2 separate regions of the Homo sapiens genome follow, and region 1 is linked to region 2. A link is a contact called in ENCODE Hi-C or POLR2A ChIA-PET data. All regions are on one chromosome and are shown on one strand. Each heading gives the region's core, a stretch centred on a gene start or an enhancer-like site at or near the end of the contact. The rest is flanking DNA. Distances are from core to core; before and after follow the strand shown. Region 1 holds the start of GPKOW (G-patch domain and KOW motifs). Region 2 holds the start of WAS (WASP actin nucleation promoting factor).

Region 1 (2,927 bases), core at 400-2,899, 440 kb after region 2:
CTCATTCCACTTCAGTCACACTGGTCTCCTTGGTGTTCCGCAAACACTTTAGGCAGTGTCTACCTTCAGGGCCTTTACATTTCCTGTTCCCTTTGCTGCACACCTCATTCAGATAATCCTAGGATTCAAGTACGTTTTTAGCATCCAGATACCCAGATTCATTTGGTAATGCTTCCAAAATGATGACAGGAGAAGGGGCAGGTGGCGGGCCTCTAGCACACACACAGACTTTCCCTGCTACGTGCAGGGACACAGCCTGGCGGACAGGGCAAAGAAAGGCTGGGGCAGGAGGGGGACAAGGGGCCAGCTCACTGTCTCTGCCCGGGGTTCGCTGTCTGCCCCTTCCCCGCTGGGGGTGCATCCTTTCTGGATCATGGGGATAGCGAGCGTGGGGTCGACACCCGCATTCTCTCTCTCTTCCAGAGACTTCTTGGATTCTAAAGGAAGAATAGGAGGGAGCAATGAAGTCCCACTCTATCCTTCCACCTTCTTCCTCTTCTTCCTTCAATGGGGAAGGGTAAAGGGGTATCACTCACCCGCAATGAGCTCCTTCACAGCCTGGGACACCACCCCATCCGCCAAGGCCCCAGTATCTGTGGATGGCCCAGGGGGCCGGGCTGGTGGCTGCCTGCGATGGCCATTCTGGATCAAAGGGATGACGAGTTCCTTGGGGGCCTCCTGGGGCTTCACACTGATGTGGACACAGAGGGGTGGGGTTGGGAGAATGGCAGGGTCAGTGGGTCACACTCCTTCATTCAGAGAAAACACAAGAGCCAAACTCACCCCAGCCCCACAGACCATGTCTTCCCTACTCCATGTCTGGATCTCCTGTTCCTCTCTGATCGTGCATTCTCTGGATTATCTCCCCAGTGCCCCCAACTCATAAATGTCAGTGCCTTCGAGAAATAAGTCCTGCACTCTCTGTTTAACTCAATACCGGCTTCTACAATGGCCCACAAATCACTATCTTCAGCCCAGACCTTCCCCAGCTCCAGGTTCCCAAACAGCTTCCTAGATGCCTGATTCTCTTCTGGAAATCCCTCCCTCAGACCCCTCAGACACTCCTCTCCTCATTAAGCTGATGGTGGCCTCCATCAACCTGAATCTGCCGCTCCATCCCGTTCCCCATATCGGGGACGCCTCAGCCCTTCAGTTGAGACACTAGCAGGTCCTGTCATTTTCTCATTCTTTCCTTCTCCCAGAACGCACAGACCTTAGTGTCTTCAAGTCCTAAAGACACTTCTTCTCAGTAATACATCCTCTCTTCGCAATTCCCACAGCTATCAGGCCCAATTTCCTCACCCCCTCCTATAAACTCCCGCCTTCTGGCCTCCACGAATTTACTCAGGCTGTGCTTCAGGCTTAACAGGTCACTGTCACCAAGACAAACAACTGAGATTCCTCCCTCCCGCTTACGCCCACCGCAGAGATTTCCAAGGGGTGAAAGACCCGGCGCGTCACCTCTGCAGCTCCCTCCCTTCCACGGTTTTCAAGAAATCCTTCTCCTCCGGAGATGGCCCCGCGCCGTCTCCCGAGTCGGCCAGCCGCCTCCGTGCGGACGTGCGAGTGAAGCCGAATGAAATTGGGGCAGTGGAAGCAGCCGTCAGCGGCAAAACACCCTCTTTGGAGTCAGCCATCTTGCTCCTTTTCCCAGGCCGGCGCGCTGCTTGCTGGGAAATTTAGTTTGGGTTCAGATCGCTAGGGGCCGGCCAAAGTGCGTAAAAACTACCTTCCCATCAACCACTGTGGCACCGGCGGGAGGGGGCGGTAAGGGGCCGTGGGAAGTAATTGTCGCTCTTTCAAACGTGGTGGGAGCGCGTCGCGCCAAGCGCCCAGGGAAATGTAGTTTTTTTTTTGTTTGTTTTGTTTTGTTTTTTAAGATGGAGTCTCGCTCTGTTTCACAGGCTGGAGTGCAGTGGCGTGATCTCGGCTCACTGCAACCTCCGCCTCCCAGGTTCAAGCGATTCTCCTGCCTCAGCCTCCCGAGTAGCTGAGACTAAAGGCATGCGCCACCACGCCTGGCTAATTTTTGTATTTTTAGTAGAGACGGGGTTTCACCGTGTTAGCCAGGATGGTCTCGATTTCCTGACCTCGTGATTCTCCTGCCTCGGCCTCCCACAGTGCTGGGATTACAGGTGTGAGCCACCACGCCTGGCTGGAAATGTAGTTTTTAGCGGGGTAGGCATGGTGGAAGGTGGATTCATTCTTGCCAGACATTAATCTTCCTTCGTGTAGGCGTTTGACAAGTATTTATGGAGCGCCTAATGTGTGCCCTACTTATGTGGGAAGTGTTGATGAAGTAAATCATTTAGAAATAATCAGCTGGGTGTGGTGGCGCGCACCTGTAGTTCCATTTACTCCGCAGGCTGAGGCAGGAGGATGGCCTGAGGCCTGGGAATTCGAGGCTGCACTTAGCTCTTATCGCACCACTGCATTCCAGCCTGGGTGACAGAGCGAGACCCCATCTCTAAAAAAGAAAAAGGTCGGGGGTGGGGGGGATGGAGCGTCAGTTGTGTACAATAATAAATAATAGACATAAAATAAATAATAGACATAAAAAACCCCGTCTCTACTGAAAATACAAAAATTAGAGGGGTGTGGTGGCTCATGCCTGTAATCCCAGCATTTTGGGAGGCCGAGGCTGGTGGATCACCTGAGGTCAGGACTTTGAGACCAGCCTGACTCATATGGTGAAACCCTGTCTCTACTAAAAATACAAAAATTAGCCGGGCGTGGTGGTGGCGCCTGTATCCCCAGCTACTTGGGAGGCTGAGACAGGAGGATTGCTTGAATCCGGGAGACAGAGTTTGCAGTGAGCCGAGATCCTGCCACTGCACTCCAGCCTGGGCGACAGAGCGAGACTCCGTCTTAAAAAAGAAAAAAGAAAGAAAGAAAGAAATAGTGCCTATTGGCCAGGCTCATACCCG
Region 2 (2,866 bases), core at 340-2,839:
AGAACCAGAAGCAGCCCAAAGGGCTGTTACAGGAGAATATGGACACCCAGGCTGCACATGCACACCATGGAATGCTGTATGGCAGTGGAAATAAATGAACAGCTACCACTATAGGCAAACAGGAATCACAGCAACAGCCAAGAGTGAAGGCGTGGAGGGACGAGACCATGCACTCACACCTGGCCTGCCTGGCTCGCACTCCGGGCAAAGGGGTCAGAACAGTGACTGGCACACACGTTAAGTGCTATGTGAGTGTTAAGATAAAACTAGGATGTCCAGTGGGGAGAAAGCAAGCCTTTGAAGATTATGTGCTTTTACAAACTTCAAGTGCAATGAAAACTAAACAAGATGTTGTTCAGGCATTCATATATGATATAAAGTTCCTTTCTTTAAAAAAGGGATGGGCTGGGCACGGTGGCTCACGCCTGTAATTCTAATACTTTGGGAGGCCGAGGCAGGTGGATCACGAGGTCGAGAAATCGAGACCATCCTGGCCAACATGGTGAAACCCTGTCTCTACTAAAAATACAAAAAAATTAGCTGGGCGTGGTGGCGTGTGCCTGTAGTCCCAGCTACTTGGGAGGCTGAGGCAGGAGAGTCACTTGAACCCGGGAGGCAAAGGTTGCAGTGAGCCGAGATCGTGCCACCGCACTCCAGCCTGGCGACAGAGTGAGACTCCATCTCAAAAAAAAAAAGAAAAAAAAAAGTATGACAAGCAGAAAGTAATTTGGGAGCTGCGGGGAGGCAAGGGTAAGGGATGGGGAAGTGGACCAGAGGCATATGCGTCATTGGCAGTGTCTAAGCACTCACGATAGGCGTGGATCACAGGGGCTCGCTCTGTAATTAAAAGGAAAAGGGTTTTTGTTGTGTTGTTGTTGTTGCTGTTTTTGAGACAAGGGTCTTGCTCTGTCATCATCCAGGCTGGAGTGCAGTGGTGCAGTCTCAGCTCACTGCAACCTCCGCCTCCTGGGTTCAAGCGATTCTCCTGCCTCAGCCTCCTGAGCAGCTAGGACTACAGGTGTGTGCCACCATGCCTGGCTAATTTTTGTATTTTTTAGTGGAAATGGGGTTTTGCCATGTTGCCCAGGCTCGTCTTGAACTCCTGACCTCAAGTGATCCACTCGTCTCGGCCTCCCAAAGTGCTGGGATTACAGGTGTGAGCTATTGTCCCCAGCCAAAAGGAAAAGTTTTACTGTAGTAACCCTTCCGGACTAGGGACCTCGGGCCTCAGCCTCAGGCTACCTAGGTGCTTTAGAAAGGAGGCCACCCAGGCCCATGACTACTCCTTGCCACAGGGAGCCCTGCACACAGATGTGCTAAGCTCTCGCTGCCAGCCAGAGGGAGGAGGGTCTGAGCCAGTCAGAAGGAGATGGGCCCCAGAGAGTAAGAAAGGGGGAGGAGGACCCAAGCTGATCCAAAAGGTGGGTCTAAGCAGTCAAGTGGAGGAGGGTTCCAATCTGATGGCGGAGGGCCCAAGCTCAGCCTAACGAGGAGGCCAGGCCCACCAAGGGGCCCCTGGAGGACTTGTTTCCCTTGTCCCTTGTGGTTTTTTGCATTTCCTGTTCCCTTGCTGCTCATTGCGGAAGTTCCTCTTCTTACCCTGCACCCAGAGCCTCGCCAGAGAAGACAAGGGCAGAAAGCACCATGAGTGGGGGCCCAATGGGAGGAAGGCCCGGGGGCCGAGGAGCACCAGCGGTTCAGCAGAACATACCCTCCACCCTCCTCCAGGACCACGAGAACCAGCGACTCTTTGAGATGCTTGGACGAAAATGCTTGGTGAGCTGGGGATCTCCTGCCCCCGCCCCGTCCCCACCGTTTCTTCCTCTTCCTCTCCTCCTTCTCTCTCTTCCCCTCCTCCCGCTCCTCCTTTCCCTCTCCATCATCTCCTCTCCTAGAATTTCCCGTCATAATCCACCCTTCCCAGGAAGATCTCAATGTCTACTTGCCTTCCCTCTGGCTGCAGCTCTTCCTTTGGGCCCATGACTGTCATGAGGCAGGAAGGACCAGGTCTGGCTCCAAGACCTTGTGGCTACCCCTGACCAGACTCCACTGACCCCTGCTTTCCTCTCCCAGACGCTGGCCACTGCAGTTGTTCAGCTGTACCTGGCGCTGCCCCCTGGAGCTGAGCACTGGACCAAGGAGCATTGTGGGGCTGTGTGCTTCGTGAAGGATAACCCCCAGAAGTCCTACTTCATCCGCCTTTACGGCCTTCAGGTGACCCCCCCACCCCCGACTGGACTTGCAAGCCAGTTCTCAACCCGCAAACCCAGATCTGTGTCCATATGTGTCCATAGCTTCAAGACCTCAGACCTGATCAGTGAATCCCTGAGCCCCAGAACCAAAGACTCATCCAGATGGCAAACTCTGACTTGCCTTTCTAAGTCTGCAATGACTGGCCCCAGTCTCCGTATCAAGATCTCTAAAGCCCCCAGTATTAGTCTGCTGCCTAAGCCTAATCTTTTCCACAAATTCCAATAAATGAGCACTGTATTTGTACCTGAACCTCAAATCTATTCTAAACTCAACATTTTGCATCCCAGGAATCTCTCATCAAAACTCCTGAACCCCAGATGTTTGCCAAGCTCCTAAGTCATAAATCTGTTCAACAAACCCCAAAGTTGAATATTCCATTGATCCTTGAACTCCAAATCTGTCCTTCTAAATCCACAGCACAGACCCCAGAGTTCCCATATTAAAATTCCTGAACACTCAAATACCGAGGTAGTTCTTAAGCAAAAAGTCTTTTCCACAATCCCCTGACCTGAACTTTCTAGGTTTAAGCCCCAAATTCATCCTTTTAAACCCATAAAGATGGACCCAGCATAACTTCCAGATCCCAAGGCTATCAAATATCCACCAAACTCCT

What was found. Hi-C counts contacts between places; a loop is a spot of excess contacts on that map. ChIA-PET counts read pairs that join two places held with the same protein, here RNA polymerase II (POLR2A). Pooled maps may share reads with other maps.
Region 1: a loop to region 2 is called in a pooled map, with 3 times the contacts of the local background. The contact joins the promoter of GPKOW here to the promoter of WAS in region 2. A Hi-C loop is called at or near these places in 1 of 37 single-sample maps with no recorded cell type and 8 of 50 pooled maps. POLR2A ChIA-PET finds 5 or more read pairs at or near these places in 1 of 52 experiments (A673).

Annotation. Positions count from the first base shown.
Region 1 is chrX:49,122,086-49,125,012 of GRCh38, forward strand. GPKOW (G-patch domain and KOW motifs) reads right to left here and starts at 1,650. Exons shown (of 11, transcript NM_015698.6): 1 at 1,462-1,650; 2 at 537-691; 3 at 313-437. The coding sequence starts at 1,637. RefSeq lists enhancers at 1,320-1,973, 1,974-2,627.
Region 2 is chrX:48,682,210-48,685,075 of GRCh38, forward strand. It overlaps WAS (WASP actin nucleation promoting factor), which reads left to right and starts at 1,590. Exons shown (of 12, transcript NM_000377.3): 1 at 1,590-1,776; 2 at 2,074-2,214. The coding sequence starts at 1,645.